2 separate regions of the Homo sapiens genome follow, and region 2 is linked to region 1. A link is a contact called in ENCODE Hi-C or POLR2A ChIA-PET data. All regions are on one chromosome and are shown on one strand. Each heading gives the region's core, a stretch centred on a gene start or an enhancer-like site at or near the end of the contact. The rest is flanking DNA. Distances are from core to core; before and after follow the strand shown. Region 1 has its middle 38 kb from the start of MIR4418. Region 2 has its middle 8.0 kb from the start of MIR4418.

Evidence for each region. A loop is a pair of places that touch in the nucleus more often than their neighbours do. ChIA-PET counts read pairs that join two places held with the same protein, here RNA polymerase II (POLR2A). Pooled maps may share reads with other maps.
Region 2: a map of PC-3 shows a loop between it and region 1 (14-fold over the local background). The contact joins two enhancer-like sites. A Hi-C loop is called at or near these places in 4 of 168 maps with a recorded cell type or tissue (Caco-2, Calu3, PC-3 and 1 more) and 1 of 50 pooled maps. POLR2A ChIA-PET finds 5 or more read pairs at or near these places in 4 of 52 experiments (H1, PC-3, WTC11 and 1 more).

Annotation. Positions count from the first base shown.
Region 1 is chr1:22,225,931-22,231,459 of GRCh38, forward strand. No RefSeq gene overlaps it. Among named protein-coding and RNA genes, the nearest start is that of MIR4418, 38 kb to the right of the region's middle. RefSeq lists an enhancer at 2,982-3,615. Within about 2 kb of position 2,886, at least 2 of the 41 ENCODE cell types and tissues checked have a DNase peak (open chromatin) inside an H3K27ac peak, as active enhancers do; they include PC-3, where a contact is called at or near this core.
Region 2 is chr1:22,271,444-22,276,972 of GRCh38, forward strand. No RefSeq gene overlaps it. Among named protein-coding and RNA genes, the nearest start is that of MIR4418, 8.0 kb to the left of the region's middle. Within about 2 kb of position 2,713, at least 3 of the 41 ENCODE cell types and tissues checked have a DNase peak (open chromatin) inside an H3K27ac peak, as active enhancers do; they include PC-3, where a contact is called at or near this core.

The sequences.
Region 1 (5,529 bases), core at 1,636-4,135:
CTGGGGTTGGGGTCAGCTGAGGGGGCTTTCCGGGGCAGCAGCGAGGGCAGGGGGAGCCCTGCCTGGCTTTGTGATTCAGGGATTTGCTGTAATCCCAGTCCTTCCCTGCAGCCTGTCTAATCCCCACCCGTGGGGCTGAGCCTTTTCAAGATCTGACTTTGGCCTGAAAGGCTCCCAGAGGGGCCCACATTCCTGCCCACGGCATCCCCGCTCCTAGGAGGAAACTCATCAGGGTCTCTCCCCACCCCGGCATGGGGCTTCTCATCCTTGGGAAAAAGAGACAGTGCTCATAAATCCAGGGAAAGTTAAGATGGCCGTGAGAGAATCTGGAGTGTTTGACCTGCTTCCTTGGAGGAGACGGTGGTCTTTGATGCCTGGGTCCTGGGCCTTGTGCCATCAAGGAAATGGGTGAAGGAGATGCTGGCAAGAATGAAGACCTGTTGGGGGCAGCGGTTAACCACCTCCAAGGCCTGATGTGAGCTTCCTCTTTAACCTCATTGTTCACTTGACAAGCTCCAGCCACCTGTCTTTCGGATCCTAAGGCTCCCCAAGCTGCTTCCTGCCTCAGGACCTTCGTACAGACTTCCCCTTGGCTTGGAGATTCTCTCCCCTGATCCTTGCATGCTGCTCTTGCTTGTAACTGAGATCTCTACTTTGGGAGGCCAAGGTGGGCGGATCGCCTGAGGTCAGGAGTTTGAGACGAGCCTGGCCAACGTCGTGAAACCCTGTCTTCACTAAACAACAACAACAACAACAACAAAAAACAAAAAAACCCAAAAACCAAAAAGAAAAAAACCAACAACAAAACCTAGCTGGGTGTGGTGGTGTGTGCCTGTAATCCCAGCTACTTGGGAGGCTGAGGCAGGAGAATTGCTTGAGCCCAGGAGGCAGAGGTTGCAGTGAGTTGAGATTGCGCCACTGCAGTCCAGCCTGGGTGACAGAGCAAGACTCCGTCTCAATAATAAAAAACAACAACAACAACAAAATAACTGAGATCTCAGCTGCAATGTTACTTCCCCCAAGGCCCCATGGTCCCACTCTGTCATGTCACCCCGTGTCTCAGTTTTATTTCTTGCCTTTCCTTGTCTCCTCCGACTGGAAAGTGAGACCTTGAAGAGCAGGGGCCCCGTCCGCTGGGCTCCTGGCCATAACCCCCTCTAAGAATAATACCCAGTGATTCATGGTTCTCAGTGCATGTGCAGAGTAAGTGAATGAATGAATGGGAAAGGACAGAGTTACTTGAAGAAGAAGGAGAAAAACTTGAAAAGGGATGATCCTGCTCAACTTGTGAATCACAGATATGCTTCCCCTTGACACCAAAAGCTGCCCTGTGAAACCTGTATTATTATCCCATTTTTACAGATGAAAAACTAAGGGGGAAAAGGTTCAATAACCCACCAAGCCCACACAGGCGGTAGACTTGCAGGAAAATAATATTAGGGGCCTTGATTTTCACTCTCATTCTTACACTGAAATTCCCAGCACCCGAAATTTTACTTTTAGATATGCATTCCTTTTGCTTGGACATTGCCCTCTCAAGAACTTTCTTTCTTTCTTTCTTTCTTTTTCTCTTTCTTTTCCTTCCTTTCTTCCTTTCTTTCTTTCTTTCTTTCTTTCTTTCTTTCTTTCTTTCTTTCTTTCTTTCTTTCTTTCTCTTTCTTTCTCTCTCTCTCTCTCTCTTTCTTTCTTTCTTTTTCTTTCTTTCTTTTTATACAGAGTCTCGCTCTGTCGCCCAGGCTGGAGTGCAGTGGCACAATATCCACTCACCGCAACCTCTGCCTCTGGGGTTCAAGCAATTCTGCCTCAGCCTCCCAAGTAGCTGGGATTACAGACACCCGCCACCACACTTGGCCAATGTTTGTATTTGTAGTAGAGGTGGGGTTTCACCATGTTGGCCAGGCTGGTCTTGAACTCCTGACCTCAGGTGATCTGCCCACCTCGGCCTCCCAAAGTGTTGGGATTACAGATGTGTGCCACCACGCCTGGCCAAGAACTTCTTTCTTTCTTCTTACCTTTCCTCTTAGTTAGTAGTGAGAGAATTTTACATGAATGATTATTGTAGATGCATAACATGGTAGTTACAGAAGGAGTGTTGGAGGCTGTGTTCTAACTTGTCCATTTTATAAGTGGAGATACTGAGGCCCAGAAAGCAGAAATAATGTCCTCAAAGTCACCACATAGTAGGTGCTCACTAAGTGCTTATTAATTGAATCAACATAAACACGCACATTACAGAGGAGGCACGACCTGTTTGGAAGTCTCAGTAGCACGGCTTTGACTCCCAGCGCATTCAGCACTTCAGTGTCCGAAAGCACATTCGTGTACGTGATTGCAGGTAAGCACTTTATGATTCCCATTTTACACATGGGGCAAGTGAAGCCCAGAGAGGTAAAGCATCTTGTCCAAGGTCACACAGCAAGTTAAGAGGTAGTGTTGGGATTTGAACTTAGCTCTTGCATAACCTCTGCGGCTTTTTCTGGAACTCTGGCAGAGAGTTCAGCCAGTTATCTCTTGCCCCTTTCCAGGGGTCCCTGGGCTGGTCCATGGGGACATGGACCCAGGGGCCAGGGCTGGCCCTGGGCTTGCTCAGCCAGGATGTGTGTGAGTGTGAGTGTGAGTGCGTGCACATGTGTGAAGTCAGTGGCCTCACCCCTGCTGTTCCTGAGCAAGTTTCTGGCAGCTGCAGCTTATGATTGGTGTGGGGCACAGGCTGCCCAGGAGTGGCTGGGATCCATGTCTGCCCTGCTGCTACCTGCCTCCCCTCCTGGTCGTGGGCAGGCAGGCGAATCTTGTGCTGGGACTTGCCGGAGCCTCCGCATCAGGCGAGGCTGCAGGTACATTCCTCCTCCCTGGAGTCCCGGTGCTGCAGCTGGGGGGCCAGGCACTGACTAATTCTATACAAATTGGCTGATATTCTGAAGAATGCCATTCTGTAAGAAAGCAAATATTTAAATACTCAAGGCTGGGTCCTCTCCACCCCCGCACCCAAGTCCTGTCACCTGCCAAACGCTGGCAGAGCCTCTTGGAGGCATTTTGGGGCTGCACACCTGGCGGCCCCATGGGAGCTTTGTGACCCCCCCCTAGACTGAGCAGGGGTGGCTGGCAGATGGGACACCTGAAGCGGGACCCAGAGGGGGCTGTGCTGAAGCCCACACCAGGCAGCTTTTATCCCAGAGGGGAAGGTGGGGGCTTGATGGGGAATTAGAAACTCTGGTCTGGGCACTTTCCTGTGTATGCTCTTTGGGCCTCAGTTTCTCCATATGTAATATGGCATGTATGAATGGCCAAATAAGTGGTTTTCTAATCTGGTTGGACCCCATCCCAGACAAAATCTGAGAAGGCAGGGCCCAGGACCCTGCATTTTTACCAAGCCCCACGGGGAGCATGATGCAGTTGGTCCAGCCCCCCTGCCTATTCATGCCACACTGGCCAGAGAGGATCGCTGTGAATGGGCTTCAGAAAGGCCTCCCACAGCTTTAGCTGGGGGGAGGGCACAGCCGCCTGTAGAAGGAACAGCATGGCAAGGCCAGGGAAACTGTGAGGCCCTCTGGGAAAGTGGTGGGAGCATAGGTTGTGGGGTGGGGACAAAGGTGGTGTAGCTCAAGGCCTGGGACAGCAATGGCTAAGCAAAAGGAATGCATGTCTAAGAGTAAAATTTCAGGTGCTGGGAATTTCCGTGCATGACTAAGAGTGAAATTCAAGGCCAGCAAGGATTCTTTTCCTGCATGAGGCTTTCCTTATCTCAGCTTCATTCTCAGGCCACCTAATGACTCTCTTCTTTGACCTCCCAGGGCACTGACTCTCTCCCTCTCTTTCTAACTGAACTGTCAGTTACACAAGCTCACATTTTGCATGACTTTATGCATTTCCTTCTTGACAATGATGACAATAGCACTGCCTTCCCTTTGTTACACACTGTGTGTCAGGCCGTGTACTGACCACTTCTCTTGCATTCTCTCTCCTTCTCTTCACAAGAGCCCCATGAAGTGGTTTCTGGTGCTCTCCCCACTTGACAGAAAAGTAAACTGAGGCATAGAGTGAAGTGTCGCTTGACCAGGGGCACCCAGCGAAGATATGAAGAGCTAGGATTTGGCTTTGGGTCTTCCAACCCAGTGGCCTGGACTCGCACCCACCCTCTCCACTGTCGTTGGTGAGTTCCTCCAGGGCAGGGACTGGGGCTGATCTTCTCTGTGCCCTCAGTGCCAGTGTGAGGCGGGGCACATGGTGGACCCTGCCTGGTGCCAACCACATGGATGTGCTGTGAACATTAAATAATTGTCCCCATTTTACAGGTGAGGAAACTGAGGCACAGGAAATGGAATGACTCGTCCAAGGTCCTAGAACAGGCAAAAGGCAGAGGTAGTTGTCTTAAGCTGGGTCCCCCAAAAGCCAACCCCAAGTCAAGGATTTGAGTGCAAACAGTTTACCTGGGAGCTGATTTCCTAATGTCCAGATTGATGAGTCAGGAAATGAGACAGGAAGGGAAAGAGGCCAACAAGAGGAGGGTGTGTCGGTCAGCAGGTGAGCACTCTGGCCAGCTGGGCACAGACCCCTGGGGAAGTCTGGGAGAAGGGACAGAACAAGCCTCAGCATTGCCCCTCCAAAGGGGAGGAAATTGGGTTATTTTTCCTCCACTCTCATCTGTGTTTGGCTGAAGGCTGTTTCAGGCACTTCTGGGCCAGTATGTTCTGCGGCTGTAGAGGCAGAGTCACTGTTTGTTATTTGCAGTGAGAAATGGGATAGTGGGTATAGATGGGCAGTGACAGCTGCTGCCACAGAAATGTTCAAAACGTGGATTTTCAGAACTAAAATCTGTCCATCTATCATTCACACATCCATCCATTCATCCATTCACCCATCCACCCACCTACCCATCCACCCACCCGTCTGTCCACCCACCCATCCATCTACCCATCCACCTACTCACCCCCCCACCCATCCATAGTTTACTTATCTATCCATCTGTGCATCCACCCATCATCCATCCACCCACTCATCTGCCCACCCATCTGTTCATCCGTCCATCCATCCATCCATCCATCCATCCATTCACCCATCCACCCACCTACCCATCCACCCACCTGTCTGTCCACCCACCCATCCATCTACCCATCCACCTACTCACCCACCCACCCATCCATAGTTTATCTATCCATCTGTCCATCCACCCATCATCCATCCACCCACTCATCTGCCCACCCATCTGTTCATCCATCCATCCATCCATCCATCCATCCATCCATCCATCCATTCACCCATCCACCCACCTACCCATCCACCAACCCGTCTGTCCACCCACCCATCCATCTACCCATCCACCCACTCACACACCCACCCATCCATCGTTCACTTATCTATCCATCTGTGCATCCACCCATCATCCACCCACTCATCTGCCCACCCATCTGTTCATCCATTCATCCACCCATCCACCCATCCATCCATCCATCCATTCATCCATCCATCATCCATTCATCCATCCATCTGCCCACTCATATATCCATCCACCCATTCATTCACCCACCCATC
Region 2 (5,529 bases), core at 1,463-3,962, 45 kb after region 1:
CAGTGGTCCCTGCTAAGCGGCCCAGTGGGGAGTGCCTCTCACAAAGGGCAGCCATGCACGGCAAGGGTTAATGTCAGTGTTAGGAAATGGAAAATTGGCCCAGGCTTCAGGGGGAGTGAGAGGCTCAGAGACGTGGGGTCTTCACTTACACTGAAACCAAATGCAGCCTTGTCAGTGGCAGTTGGGGATAAAAACGAAGCTGCTTGTGGCCTGGGGTTGGCCAGGGGAACAAATGGTTCCAGGCTCCTCGTCCTCAAGTGGAAACAAAAGGAATCAACTTTTAATGATTTCCGCAGTGGTGGCAGGATTTTCCTCCCAGAGGAGAGTTTGAAGGTGTCCCCAGTCCCTCCAGTAGAGCTGTAACATCCTCTCAGGCCGGATGCCTTACTCGTTCATTCACTCACTTCTTTACTCATTTGTTCACTCAGGTTCATTCACTCACTTATTCACTAATTTATTCACCATCATTCATTCATTCACTCATTCATTCACGCATTCATTTGTTCATTTATTCACTAATTTACTCATTCATTCATCCATTCACTCATTCATTCATTTATTCACTCACCACTCCTTCATTCGCTCATTTACTCACTCGTTCACTAATTTCTTCATTCACTACCATTCATTCATTCACTCATTCATTCATGCATTCACTTGTTCATTTATTCACTAATTCACACATTCATTCATCCATCCATTCACTTACTCATTTGTTCACTCATTCACTTTTTTTATTTACTCACCACTCATTCATTCACTCATTCACTTCATTTGTTTACTTATTTATTCACTCACCACTCCTTCACTCACTCACTCACTTATTCATTCATTTATTTACTTGTCATTTATTCACTTTAGTTAGAAAGAATCAGCAAAAAAAAAAAAACAAAACAAAAACAAAAACCAAAAAGAACATAGACAAATAAAGCTAGAATAAATTGCCTAAGTGTTATGAGGAAACCAACCAGGGGCTGAGGTGGCAAAGAGCAAGGACTCTGCTTTGGAGGAGGCAGTCAGGAAAGTGTTTGTGGGGTGACAGCCACACTGAGCCCTCCATGAGAAGAGGGGAGGGGTGGGGATTCCAGGCAGAGGAGGAGCACGGGCCCATCCCTATGTCTGAGAGATGCCCTGGCTGGAGTGAAGCCACGGAGGACGGGGTGGTGGGAGTGAGGCTGGGGAGTGGAGCTTGGGCTGGGCCTGCAGGAGGGGAGGAGGCTGGAGGATGGATAGGGCAGGGTCAGGGTGAACGAAACAACTCACTCCTTTCCTCCCACCTGGGGAGGCCCCAGAGCCAGCCCTTTCCTTGGGTCCTGCGTAGGGCAGGGCAGGTCCACCTGGAACTTCTGTCTCAACCCCCAGACACACCAAACAGGACCCTCCAGCCTGCCCAGGTGCAAGACCCTGCTGGGCCTGGGTGAGGTGAGATGCACCAGTGCCAGCTCCAATCTGCCCTTGCCAAATGCTCTTCCAAATTGGCTCCGTGAAACCAGAACCGTGAAATCCCGTCAGGATAGCTGGAGGTAAGCACAGCGGTGGAAGGATTTAGACCACGTCGAAACGGCTCATGGACAAGAGGGTGAGAACCCGTGGACTCCTGGGCAAAGGCACCATCGGGAACATTAAGAAAGCAATCCCACCTCAAACCCACAACCAAAATATTTTATAAGAACCCTCCCTTCCCCCCCCACTCTCTTTTTGTCAAGTAAAGGATACACACGGCCTTTCTACTTGTAACCTGGCCAAGAATAATTTGTGGCAGGAAAGTTTGAGCATTTGTCAAAATAAAATAAAAATGTAAAAAAAAAAATTGCGAGCACTTGAGTGTACATTTGTGTGAAACTAAACAGAGGGAAAGTTATTTAGGTGGTAAAATGTCTCTGCGTTTCCCTCCTGCCCCCTGTCCCCTGACACACGGCCCCCCTCCCCAAGTGTTGAAAATGTGATTGTTCGGGTATTTGTTTTGTTAATCTCCCACCAGGGCTGAGGGGCTGCAGGCTGGGTTTCTTCTTGTTCACGCAGGGCCCTGGCTGCCAAACAAGTTTCCCCCCACCTAGCCCAGGGCCAGGGACTGGTGCACCTGTTCCCTGCCCGTCTAGGGAAACGGTGGGGTTGGGGGAGTAAGTTTTTGTCCTTTCAGCAAAGGTAGCTTTGCCCCACCTGAGACCCCAGCTCCTTGAGGATACTTAATATGAGAACTCACCTCCCTATCACCCCCTGAAGCCATGGGTTCTGGCCTACACCCCTGGGTGGTGCTGAGGCCTGAGGGGAGTGCCAGGCTCCAGGTGAGGTCTGGCATAGTGGTTAAGAGAACCAGGCAGAGGAATCATCCAGACCTGGGTTTGAAGCTGATGCAGCCATTTGCTGATTGGATGAGTGACTTCACTTCTCTATGACCCAGTTTCTCATCTGTAAATGGAGTCAAAGATAGTAGCTACTTTGCAGCATAGTTGGAAGGGTTGAAGTGACTCACATGGGGGAAGGGATTAAGACACTCCTGGGCACATAGTGGCTATTTAATAAACTTGAGTGCCTACTATTGATGGGCTTTAAGCAGCATTGGAGGCTTCAAGAGGATGGTATTTTGCTTCTCTGTGACTCAATTTCCCCCTCTGTAAAATGGGGATAATGGCTTGGCCCCCTTCATAGTGTTGTTTAGGAAGATTGAGTGAAATGAGCAAAATCCTCAGGCAAGCGAGAGGCACATGGTATGTGCTTATTAAGCATTAGCTGTAGTATTGTCACGTCTTTGCTCTATCCTGTCATACAATTTCCTTTTGAGTCAACAAAGAAGGAAGGAAACAAGTGTTCATGGGCAGCTGCCATTGGCCAGGCCTGGCACGAGATGCTTTTCCATGAGTGACCTTGCCGTCTGTCCCTAGTGCGTTCCCACACAGACCTTGGTCTCCTTTTGCAGGTGAAGAAACTGAGGTTTGGGCAACTCAGCAGGTTAATGGCAGAGCTAGGAGGAGAGCCCAGGCTTTTCTGATTTGGATTCAGGAGATTCCTTTTAGGGCTGAGTCCTGCATGGGCCGGACCAGACCAGAAGGAGGGGGTAGATGGCGGTGCTGATAATGATGATGATGGTGATGATGATGGGTGCTGGGCGGGTGCTATGTGAAGTTTGTTACATATGTGATCACACTGGGCTCTCCCTACAATCTTATGAGGTAGATTAATCATCTCCATTAGACAGATAAGGAAACTGAGGTTCAGGAAGACCCTGAGCATTTGCCTTGACTGCTCTGTGCTACCAGCAAGGAACCCAGGGCTTGGCACCTAGCACATCATTGATGCTTAATACCCAGCTGTTCCTATTTCCTTTATCTTGCCCTCACCCTTTTCCCTAGAGGGGTCGGACCATGAGAGCTAAAAGGCCCAAGCCAAAGCCCAACTCACTCATTTAACAGATAGGGAAATTGAGTCCAAGGTCAGGGGAGGATCTTGACTAAATCAGGCAGAGAAAGCCAGGCCTGATGGTCAGTGGAGGCCCAGATAATTGTCTGGGGGCTGCAGGAGGGGAGGAAGGGATGGAGGAGATGTAGGTGGCCAGGGGGAGGGCCTGGCTGCTGCTTTAGAAGAGAGGGTAGGCGAGAGCAGGTCTGGGAGGAGGAAGAGCCCTCGGGCACTCCCCACTCACACTATATAGCTTGACTGCTCCCCCTACCCAAAACACAGCCTTCCTTGCCTCTTTCCCTCCCATCATGCCTCTCCTTGCCCCCTCCTAGCCCTCCCTTTGGTGAGACTCCAGCCTAGGAGCTGGGACCTGGTCCCAAGACTCTAGAAACTTGAGTAAGCCCCTTCCTCCCTGGGGAACCCATAAAACGAGGGACAGTGGCATGTACCTCCCCTGCAGGTGACAGGACAAATGAGGTAATGCAGGTGAAAGGCTGGAAACTAGACAGAAATGGGAGTTGTTGTTATTTTTATTATTACTACATCAGATAACTGGTTGGACTGCATTTTTCTCTGGTTGCCCCCGGGGCCCTGTAGAAACAGCTTCAAATTGTGCTGAAAATTGCTGAGGACACAAATCGGGAAATCTGGGCTCTACCCTCACTCCCTCCTGACTCATGGGGCACTTTGGACAAGATCTGGTTCCTGTCCCTCTCTTGGTCCCTGTCTCCCATCTGGATGGTGCAGGTGGACGACATGTTCTGTCTCTGTCCCTGGAACTTTGTAGGTGGCAGCTCTTGGCCTTGTTTGGGTTTGAGGAGGCGCCACTGGGACCAAGGGAGTGGGGAGACCAGGCAAGGATGGGTCCATGGCAGCCCCCTGGGTGCCTGAACCAGACGCTTACTGGGTCTGACCATGGACGTGAGTGAGTCCTCCCCACGCCTCTTGCTGTCCGCTCCCTGAAACATCTTGGGAAAGGAGAGTTGGCCCATCCTGAGACCTCATTCTGGTGGCAAGCTTCAGCCAGGGAGGCACCCCAGTTGGCAGGGACAAAGGCTGAGCTTGCCCCGGGGCTGCCAGGGAGAGGAAGCTGGGGAAGGAGAGAAGTGCCTTTCAGGGCATCGAATTCAGGAGCAGAAGGTGGACGTCTGCAGGGACTGGACTGGGGAGACGAGTGTGCACATCGCCACCTAGGCCCCAAGGAAGGCAGTGCAGCCCCCACCGGGCTCCAGGACCATCTCTTGGGTTCTTCCTACCCACAGGCACGCGCTGTGTGCCCTGCTGGCACTGGGACCTGGGCAATCCCAGTGTGACCCACCACCCTGGCCTTTCAGGCATCCACAGCACAGAACGTGGCTGACCTTGGGGTGACACTGCTTTGGTTACCTGTCCCTGCTTTCTGACTTACCAGCTGACGGTGTGACCTTGAGCAAGAGACAGCCTCTCTGAGCCCATTTTCTGTCTGCAAAAAGGAGGACTATTTGCTCCCTTGCAGAGTTGCTAAGAGCCTGAGGAAGGATATTGCCTGTGATGTACCTAGTACGGAGCCTGGGGCATGGTGAGTTTTCAGTGGCCAGTCATTCCCTGTCTCCCTCCTCTACAAATGAAGTCCTAGGATGCTAGGAGAGCACTGGAAAAGAAGCAGTGCTGCTTGGAGGCATCAGGAGGCTTCACAGAGAAGAGAGGACATTATAGTAGGGTTTTGAGGGATGTACAGGAGTTTCCTTGATATACCAGGGCTCTGTGCAAGCAGGAACCATAAATGTCATGGTTTCTCAAGTGCCTAGTATGTAACAGAAGCTCAATAAATATTTGCTGTTTGAGTGGTTGGCATTCCAAGTAGCAGGACTGTGTAGGAGAGGCATAGAGGTATGCACGATCTGGTCTCAACAGTGGATGAGAAATTTAATTCCTCTTCTGGGACCCCACGGTGCTTTGCCACTTTGTCTATGGAAGGCCGTTGTATACGTGGGTTCATGTGTCACGTCTCCTGGAGGACTGTGGACACCCCAAGAGTGGTCTGTCTGCTCACTCACCTTCACCTAACTCTCTAGGGTTCAGCCATGGATCCATGCTCAGGGAGGTGGATCCATGTTCAAATGAAGAATTGAAGCATGCTCCTGCGGATGACTG